2 separate regions of the Homo sapiens genome follow, and region 1 is linked to region 2. A link is a loop called in an ENCODE intact Hi-C map of the cell type or tissue named here. Cell type or tissue: GM12878. All regions are shown on one strand. Region 1 overlaps SH3KBP1 (SH3 domain containing kinase binding protein 1). Region 2 overlaps SH3KBP1 (SH3 domain containing kinase binding protein 1).

What was found. Hi-C counts contacts between places; a loop is a spot of excess contacts. Peaks named below come from ENCODE experiments on the same cell type or tissue, not always from the same donor. Only the 100,000 strongest peaks of a DNase experiment are listed, where the experiment ranks them.
Region 1: it touches region 2 in a loop (2.6-fold over the local background); 8 of 110 quality-filtered maps call a loop at or near these places.

What each region holds. Positions count from the first base shown.
Region 1 is chrX:19,812,338-19,817,337 of GRCh38, reverse strand. All of the region lies in intron 2 of SH3KBP1 (SH3 domain containing kinase binding protein 1), which reads left to right. Among named protein-coding and RNA genes, the nearest start is that of SH3KBP1, 73 kb to the left of the region's middle. In GM12878, a CTCF peak has its summit at 2,860; no DNase peak of the experiment used is centred here; H3K27ac peaks cover 1,304 bases.
Region 2 is chrX:19,878,974-19,883,973 of GRCh38, reverse strand. The region is part of intron 1 of SH3KBP1 (SH3 domain containing kinase binding protein 1); the gene reads left to right. Among named protein-coding and RNA genes, the nearest start is that of SH3KBP1, 6.1 kb to the left of the region's middle. RefSeq lists enhancers at 3,944-4,003, 4,174-4,223. In GM12878, a CTCF peak has its summit at 2,861; no DNase peak of the experiment used is centred here; H3K4me3 peaks cover 2,061 bases; H3K27ac peaks cover 3,198 bases.

The sequences.
Region 1 (5,000 bases), 67 kb after region 2:
ATCAAAATTCCAGCAAGATTTTTTTTTGTAGCTATAGACTAGTTTATTTTAAGATTTATAAAAGAAATCAGGAGAACTACAATAGTCAAAACATTTTGAAAACAATTTTGAAAAAGAAGAGCAAAATAGGAATCTACCCAATTTTATGAGTTAACTTTAATAGTTATAGTAATCAAGACAGTCTAGTATTGACACAGGAATACACATATAGATAAAGGAACGGACTAGAGAACCCAGAAATAAACCTACACAAATATGCCCAAGTGACTTTTTGACAAAAGGGCAAAAGCAATTCAATGGAGGAAGGATAGCCTTTTCAACAAATGATACTGGAGTATTTGGACATCCATAGACAAAAAAAGTGAAACTCGGCCTAAATCTAACATCTTATTAAAAAATTAACTCAAAACGGATCATGGATTTAAATGTAAAACATAAAACTATAAAAGTGTTAGAATTAAACATAGGCAAACATTTTGGGGACCTAGGCCTAGGTGAAGAGTTCTTAGATATCATACCAAAAACAAAATCTTTTTTGTTTTTGCTCCGTTGCCCAGGCTAGAGTGCAGTGGCACAGTCTCAGCTCACTGCAGCCTCGACCTCCCAGGCTCAAGTGCTCCTTGTGCCTCAGCCTCCCAAGTAGCTGGAACTACAGGTGTGAGCCACCACGCCTGGCTAATTTTTTGTATTTTTTGTAGAGATGGAGTCTCCCTATGTTGCCCAGGCTGGTCTCAAACTCCTAGACTCAAGTAATCCACTGCCTTGGCCTCCCAAAGTACTGGGATTACAAGTGTGAGCCACCACACCTGGCCAACACAATCTATTAAATAAAAAAAGATCAATTAGACTTCATCAAAATGTGAAGAGGATGAAAAGATAGGTTACAGACTGGGAGGAAATATTTGCAAACCACATGTCTGACAAAGGACTTGTATCTAGAATGTGTAGAGCTCTCAAAATGCAACAGTAAGAAACCAAAACAATCTAATGAAAATGGGTGAAATACACGAACAGACATTCACTGAAGAGAGTATGCAGATGTAAAATAAGCACATGAAAAGATGTCCAACATCATTAGTCATTAGAGGAATGCAAATTAAAACCACAACAAGAAATTACTATGTATCTATTAGAATGGCCATTAGGATGGCTAAATTAAAAATGGTGATAACACCAAATGCTGGCAAGGTTGCAGAGAAACTGGTTCTCTCATATATTGATGGTGGGAATGAAAAGTGGTTCAGTCAGTTTGGAAAATAGTTTGGCAGTTTGTTATAGAACTATGTGCTTCCCATAGGATGCAGCAGTTATACTTTTGGACACTCATCCCAGAGAAATAAAAACTTAAGTTCACAGAAAAACCTGTACACAGATGTTCATAGCAGCTTTATTTGTAATAATTGCAAATTGGAAATATCTTGAATTGTCTTTGAGTGGATGAATGGTTAAACAAGTTCCGGTCCAACCATACCATGGAATACTACTCAGCAATAAAACAGAATGAACTCGGATACACACAACAACTTAGATAGATCTCAGGGGCATCGTGCTGTGTGAACAAAGCCAACCTAAGATGTTACACACTGTATGATTTCATTTATATTACATTCTCAAAATGACAAAGCTATAGACTTGGAGAGCAGATTACTGGATGCCAAGGGACAATGACAGGGTGTGGGGAAGACTGGTACCACAATAAAGGGGTAGCATGAGGGAGTTCCTTTTGAAGATGGAATAGTTCTGTATCTTGACTGTATATTGATTGTGATCCAGTGTGTAGATTTGTGCAAATCTACACATTGGATCAAGTTGCAAAGAGTTACACACAAATCAGTGTATGGAATGACTGATGAAAACGGAATAAGGTCTGTAGTGAACAGTATTGTACCAATGTCAATTTTTTTGTTTTGATATTGTACTATAGTCATATATCATCACTGAGGGAAGCTAAGTGAAGGGTTTATGGGACTCCATGCACCGTTTTTGTAAGTTCTTGTGAGTAGATAATTACTTCAAAATAAAAATTAAAAAAAATCTCCAATGGGTCTCAACCTTGGCAGCACACAAGTATCGCCCAAGGAGCTTTAAAAATCCCGATGCCCAGGCTGCATCTTAGTCTCATCTTTATCTCTGATTGTGAGTCTCAGCATTAGTATTTTTTAGGATTTCTAACTCTTGTCCTTGTTGTTTTCCATTAAATTAAAAAAATAATAACCACCACCAGGACCATACCACTTTCCCATACACTGCAGTTCTCCAGCTCTTTGTGGGTGATGGGTGATGGGTGACAGATTACAGGTGTTTCAGTTCTTTCTCAGGAGGTCAGACTCTGTCATCCTGTTGTCATGTCTGAGGCTGGGATTTGGGGAAGCCCCACCCCCAGCTTTGAGCAGGTCCAAGGAGGCATTATCACTTGGCCTGTCTGTGGTTGGCCTGGAGACTGGAGGGCCAATGACAGAAGTAGAGTTGGGAGGAGAAAAGAAGGATGGAGGAAGAGAGAAGTGGGGGTGGAGTGTGAGAGGATGTGGGCCTCAGAGACCCTGTTGAGCCTCACCCTGGGCCTAGTCTCTTGGAGCAAGCATGTTTGAGGAGGAGAAAGAAGGGGAGGGGAAGATGAATGTTGGGGATGGGATTGCAATTTATGATAGGGAGGCCAGGAAAGGCCTCATGAAAAAGGTGATTTAAGTCAAGACTTGAGGATGTGAGGAAGAACTTTGTGGGGATCTGGGGGAAAGAGCCCTTCGGGCAGTGGGAACGGCACGTGCAAAGGCCCTATGGAGGAGGGTGTCCCTGGCTTGTTGGAGGAACAACAGAGAGACCAGTGCACCACCACTGCCGGAGGGAAGAGGGCAGGGGAGAGCAATAGGAGAAGGGGTTAGAGGACATAGGTTACAGGGCTCCAGATCAGGGAGGGCCTTGTGACTTGTGACTCTGAGTGAGATGGGAAGTAACTGGGGAGGCTGATGCGACCAGAGATGTTTTAACAGGTTCCCTCTGGCTGCCGTGTTGAGAAAAGACTGCAAGGGGGAAGGGTGGAAGCGAGGAGAGCAGTTTGGAGGCCCTTTGCAGGAATACAGGGGAGACCAGGGGGTGGCAGTGGGAGGGTGAGAAGTGGTCAGATTCTGGATATTTCTGTAAGTACAGCCAACGGGATTTGCTGGTAAGACTGGGGGTGTGGCAGGAGAGGAAGGAGGGAGAGATGACTCTAAGGTTTTTGTCCTGTGCATTGGGAAGCATGGTAGGGATGTGGGTCTGGAGTGTGGGGGCCAGGTCCAGGCTAGAGATAGGAATTTGCACAGCTGCCCGGCTGTCAGCCCAGGCCCACCACAGAACCACCTCTGGCACTACAATTCCTGTTTGATGCAAGGATGGCTGCTTTTCTTACCTGTCACCCTGTGATGTGAAATCATGCATTTAGAGCAACTTGGTAAATATTAATTTGTCAACAAATATTAGCTATTAATATCAGTATTAAGCCACTCCAAGACACTGGAGAAATACTTAGATGGTGTTTAGCAGTTTGGTACTGTAGGATTCGGATGCTGAGATGGAGTTAGGAGTAGAGGAGGTTTGTTTGGGGGCTGGGGGGATAACACCCTTGAAGGATGAGAGAGCAGAGGAGCAGGGCAGGGAGAGCCTCAGGTGGTGATGCCAGTCTGTCCTGGCCAGCCTAACAGGGGGCTTCTGGACAAAAATTGCTCCATGAAAGCAAAGGGGAGATGCTAGCCAAAGGGCACAAACTTGCAATTACAAGACGAGTTCTGGAGACCTGCTGTGCAGCACGGTAACTAGAGTTAATAATCATGCATTACATACTTAAAATTTGAGAGTAACTCTTGCGTGTTCTTATTACAAAAAGGGAACTCTGTGAGGTGATGAGTCTCTTAATTAGCTTGATTGTGATCGTCATTTCACGGTGTATATATATGTCAGATCATCATGTTGTACACCTTATATTAATACAATTTTTCTTTGTCAATCATACCTCAGTAAGGCTGGAAAAAAAAAAAAAGAAATGGGCAGAAATGGCCAGGCTCTAGGACTGCACTCCCCAGATTAGTGACCAGCTGTTGGCTCCTCAGCGAGAGCATGGCCTCTGCTAGAAAGAAAGCTGAGGCAGATTCCAAAGGTGCAAGTTAGTTCTTTCCTTCTTCTTCTTCTTCTTCTTCTTCTTCTTTTTTTTTGTTTGTTTTTGGAGACAGGGTCTCACTCTGTTGCCCAGGCTGGAGTGCAGTGGCGCGATCATGGCTCACTGCAGCCTCGACCTCCAAGGCTCAAGTGATCCTCCCACCTCAGCCTCCTGAGTAGTTGGGACTACAGGCGCGTACCACCACATCTAGCTAATTTTTTGTTGTTGTCTTTTGAGACAGAGTCTCTCTCTTTCACCCAGGCTGGAGTGCAGTGGTGCGATTTTGGCTCACAGCAACCTCCGCCTCCCGGGCTCAAGCGATTCTCCTTCCTCAGCCTCCTGAGTATCTGGGACTACAGGCGTGCACTAACACACCTGGCTAATTTTTGTATTGTTTGTAGAGACAAGGTTTCACCATGTTGCCCAAGCTGGTCTTGAATTCCTGAGCTCAGGTGATCCGCCCACCTTGTCTTCCCAATGTGCTGGGATTACAGGTATGAGCCACCATGCCCAGCCCCAGCTATTTTTTTTTTTTTTTTTTTTGTAGAGACGGGGTCTCACTATGTTGCCCAGGCTGGTCTCAAACTCCTGGGCTCAAGCAATCCTCCTGCCTCAGCCTCCCAATGTGCTGGGATTACAGGTGTGAGCCACTATGCTGGCCAAGTTCTTTCTTGAAGGAACATATGGGCAGTACATCTTTAGGGCTACCCAGAAGACATTTTGTTTCACTTTAGCTTCTTAACTCACAAAGGGATATGAAATAGTATATTGCCCCACTCGCAGGCTAAGGGGTAAATTTCATCATCTTTATGCCACTGAGGGAGATGAGATAAATTCTTGAGGAGAGTTCAGGGAGAGTGAAGGTGAAGAT
Region 2 (5,000 bases):
AGAGGGCTTGCACCTGTGTCAGGTGGCTTGAGGGCGTGTTTAAGGAAGCTGGGCATTACTTTGGATTGGATGCTACCAGGGGGAATTTGTGATTGGGTATTTTAACAAATGTTCTCTAGGAGCAGGGAACATTGGAGGCAGGCCACAGCTATGGTTGGTAAAGCAGCAGCAGTCATTTGCATTATCCAGGATTGGGGGATATTTGGTCATGTGTGTGGTTTGGACAAGGTGCATGTTTTGTCCGTGTTCAGACATGATTAATGTGTGGTCTTGTTTTCATCTTATTCCATCCTGGTCGCAGAGTGGCCTTGTCTGATGTTGGTTTTCTAGGGAATTGTTTCTGTTCAACAGGACACCCTGGCCCAGCTGTGGGTGCCTGGCCAGCTCCCAGCCAGAAGAACTGCTCTTTCTCCGAGTTAACTATGTGACAGGCAGGGGCAGGGAATCGGAGGCAGTGGGGGAGGAAAATGGCTTTCTAGGTATATCTGTGGCTACTTCATATCAACCAGGTATAGCCTGGACTGTTGTTCAATGCTAAGCACGATGGACATCTGAAATGCTATACTAAGGGAAGAGAGAGTGACAGAGAAAGAGCAAGCTGCTGAGAACCATGAAGTCAGTGCTAATGGGAAAGACGCAGAACAGGAAAATAGCCCAAATACTTAGTGTTAGAGAAGGAGAGCCTCTAATGCAGCGCTTCTCAGAGGGTGGCCCCAGGCCAGTAGCACAGCCTCCCCTGCAACCCGTTAGAGATACAGATTCTCTGGCTTCATTCCAGCAGACCTCCTGAATCAGGAATGCTGGGGATGGGGCCCAGCAATCTGCATTTTCATGAGTCCTCCAGGTGGTTCTGATCATAGTCCAGTGTAGAACCCCTCCTTGCCTTACAGTTGAGAAAGCTGACATCCGGAGCTCGTGGTTCACTGGGGTACACAAGGCACTCTGTTCATAAGACTATTATAAGTCTTATGTTATAAGTACTGTTATAAGTGACTCATTACCTTAGAGGAGAAAGACATACTCCTACTTCAAAACACACTTCTTGTGTTAAGACAGTACAGTGTGGATTCTTCCACGAATCCAGTCCAACCCAGACCTCCAACACCTAGGCATTAGTGACACTAGGCAGCCGATCTCAGTGTTAGTCTCTGAGACTTTTACCAGAGTATCACACAGGCACTTCCCAGCATCCTTTACCCTCCATCCTCTTTAAAGGGGACTTTAAGTTACACTGTTTGCATTATTCCAGGGTGTAATATTTGTTCATGATTTTCTATACCTGGTACCTGTATTCGTTTCTGATTGCTGCTGTACCTACCACAGACTTAGTGCCTGGAGACATCACATGTTTATCATCCGTCACTGGGCGACAATCACGAAGTCAGCAGAGCTGCATTCCTTCTGGAGGCTGTAGGAGGGAATCCCTTTCCTTGCCTTTTCCAGCTTCCAGAATTGGCATTCCTTTGCTTGTGGCCTCTTCCTCTCTCCAAAGCCAGCAACGGCTGGGCAGCTCTCTCTCCCATCACATCATTGTTACTGACTCTTCTGCCCCTCTTTTCCATGTGTATGGACTCCTGTGATGACATTGGGTCCACCTGGATATTCCAGGCTCATCTCCTCATCTCCAGGTCAGCTGATCAGTAAGTTTAACTCCCCTTTGCCTTGTAACCTAATATTCACACATCCTGGGCTTTAGGATGTGGGCATCTGGGGGCGGGGAGGGAATGTTATTCTGACCACTACACTGCCCTGTGGTGGACCTGACGTTTCCTGGTTTCTCTTGGATAACTGTGTGTTCATAGTCAACTGCCCTGTCCCTCCTTGGGAAGATTCCATCTTTGGTTCTATTTAGATTTTTACAGTTTATTAATAAAGCCGCCTTAAAGTTACATCTTGCATTCACCTTTCCTCTTCACTGCTGTTTTTTTGAGACAGCTTGTCCCACTCTTCCCCTTTCCTCACATAGCCTGCCCTACACCTACCAGGACTCTGGCACTGCCTTGATTGTGTTCTAGAAACTGATCATGCTGAGGTTATCCTGAATGATCCTTCTCCAATCACGAAGTACATGGTCTCAGGCCTCACCATGTTTGACTTCACTGAAGCTTGAGATTGAAGACTGGAAGTCTTTGTCTTCTAGAACACCCTATTTTTTCCTGATTTCTCCTACAGTCCTCCCTTCTTTTCTTCCACCCCTGTCCACCTGTGGAATGCTGTCATCTCTGGTCCCCTTATGTTTAGTGTGTCCTTGAGTGATTGCAGCCACTTTGCCAATTCAGGTGTCGCCTATTGACGATGCCCACATCTGTCCCCAGTCTTGGTCTCTGTTCTGAGCTCAGGACCCACCCACTATAAGCACCACAAGGGCAGGAACCTCGTCAGTTTGGTCATTGTGTTCCTGTGCCTGGTACACTGTAAGCCTAAGATTAACATTGGTTGAGCTGATTATCATTGGTATCCTCTCCTAGCTAACTTCACCCAGGTGTGTCTTAGACGCCTCAGACTGAGCATGTTGCAAACTAAGCACAGCATTTCTCCTCTGTAATGCCTGCCCTGCCTCTTTTTACTTCCCATTTCATTGAGGGTATCACCATCTTTCCTGTCACTTCCACAGGGACGCTGCTATTGTTCCTTGCCTCTTGTTCCTTCCCCTTTCCCTGCCCCTTCTGATGTACAGTCAAGCCCTAAGTGGCTCTGGAATTGACCCTATGTGTCTACCCTTCTGCAAATGCTTTAGATCCTGAATGCCTTAGTGAAGCCTTCGTGAAGCTCGGCAGCCACCAATGCTTTCGCTTATTCTAAGCTCATTCAGGTCTCTGAGACTTTGCCCACGTATTTCCCTTCATGGGGAACAGATGTCACTCTCTCCTCTGCCTTGTAGACTCCCTGTATCAGTTTCCTATTGCTGCAGTAACAAATCACTGTGAACCTAGTGGCTTGAAACAGCACAAATGTGTAATCTTATAGTTCTAGAGGTCGGAAGTTCAAAATGGATCTTACCGGGTCGATATCAAGGTGTCAGCAGGGTTGCGTTCTTTCTGGAGGAATTCATTTCCCTGCCTTGCCCGGCTTCTAGAGGCTGCCTGCAGTGCCTTTACCTCCTTCACTCGTACCCCAGCCCTCCAACCTCTGCTTCAGTCCTGGCATCTCCTATCTTTCACCGAGCCACCTGCCTGCCTTTTATGAGGACCATTGTTTGACACTGGGCCCACCTGGATAATCCAGGATCCCCTCCCCTTCTCAGGATGCCTGGTGAATCACACCTGCAAAGTTCCTGTTGCCATGGAAGGGAACATAGTCACAGGTTCTGGGGATTAGGATATGGCCATCTTTGGGAAGTCATTGTTCAGCCTCCCACACCGCTTGTGCATCTGTGGGAGCCTGCTCCAAAGGTGTGCTGTACCATACTTTGTTTAAAACATTTTTTATTTTTAATTTTTGTGGGTCCATAGCAGGTGTATAAAGTTGTGGGGTACATGAGATGTTTTGATACAGGCATGCAATGTAAAGTGATACAACATTTCCTCTTGTATTAAGTCTCCATCTCCAACTGGATCTGCTCAGCTCCATTGCCCTGGCACATTGCCTGGCATACAGTAAGTGCCATATGTTAATGAATGAACATGTAACCCTTTCACCCAAATACGGTTACAACTTGCAATTCTCCACGACTATGGACCACCAGGAGTGAGTGTGCAATTCTGTAAAGTCCCCTGGGCAGAGCATGTTGACAAGGTCTGTTTGCTGACAGTTCCTGGTGGCCCACACTGTAGTGGGTGAGAAGGGTGATGCCACATGTATTACATGGCTTTAACAAAGAACTGCACATTTTAAGATAGAAAATTCTCTCTGGCAGTGGTTCTGAACTGGGGGCAATTCTCCCCACCAGGGGGACACAGCACTATCTGGAGACACTTTTGGTTGTCACAGCTGGTGGCGGGGGTCAGGGGAGTGGAGAGTCATTCTACTGGCATCTACTAGGTGGAGGTCAGGGGTGCTGCTAAACATCCTACGATGCACAGGCCAGCCGCCCCCCGCACCACCACAACAAAGAGTTATCTGACCCCAAATGTCAGTCATGCTGAGGTTAAGGAAGCCTGCTCTGGGGGAACCCCGGGGGCTTATTAACACAGATGGCTGGAGCACCATTTCCTTACTTCATTATCAGTCCTTCTGGAACATAAGGCTTTGTATGTAACCACAGTCTTCGTTTTATGCACGAACCTACAAGTCACTAGAGAACAGGACTCTTTGGGACTTTCACCATTTTGTTCTTTGAATGGAGAGTGTCTTAACACAACTCTTGCCTCTCTTCCGTTGATACCTAGGTAGTTAAGCTGGGGAGAGGCAAGGGCTTTGGGGCACGAAGTTGTTAAACTTGCTTCTGGTAGTGTTTGGCCCCTGTAATGTTTTGTCTTTCTATTGGGATGTGCTTTTATGTGGGGGGACAGGCGATGGGTCCTCTGCTACTCACATATTGGTCCCTGGCATTGAAGTGCTGGAAGGAGCCTTGGCAGTCATGGCCCATGACATCAGATGATGAGACTGAGCCTCAGAGAGGCAGAGTGACAATGGTCCCCTAGTGGTAGAACCCAACTGCCTTCCAGTATGGAAGAACCAGCCCCGCCCAATTTCTGTAGGTGCTCAGAAAATGTCAGGCTCCTGCTTCCCCTCGTGAGGCTCTTGCTACAGTCTCTTTCCGTAGTAAGTTTTTTATTTTTTATTTTTTGAGACAGGGTCTCACTCTGTTGCTCAGGCTGGAGTGCAGTGGCGCAATCAAGGCTCACTGCAGCCTCGACCTCCCAGGCTCAAGCGATCCTCCCACCTCAGCCACCCAAGTAGGTGGGACTACATGTGCGTGCCACCACGCCCAGCTAATTTTTGTATTTTTTTGTAGAGATGGGGCTTCGCCATGTTGCCCAGGCTGGTCTCGAACTCCTGGGCTCAAGTGATCCACCTGCCTTGGCTTCCCAAAGCATTGGGATTAGGCATGAGCCATC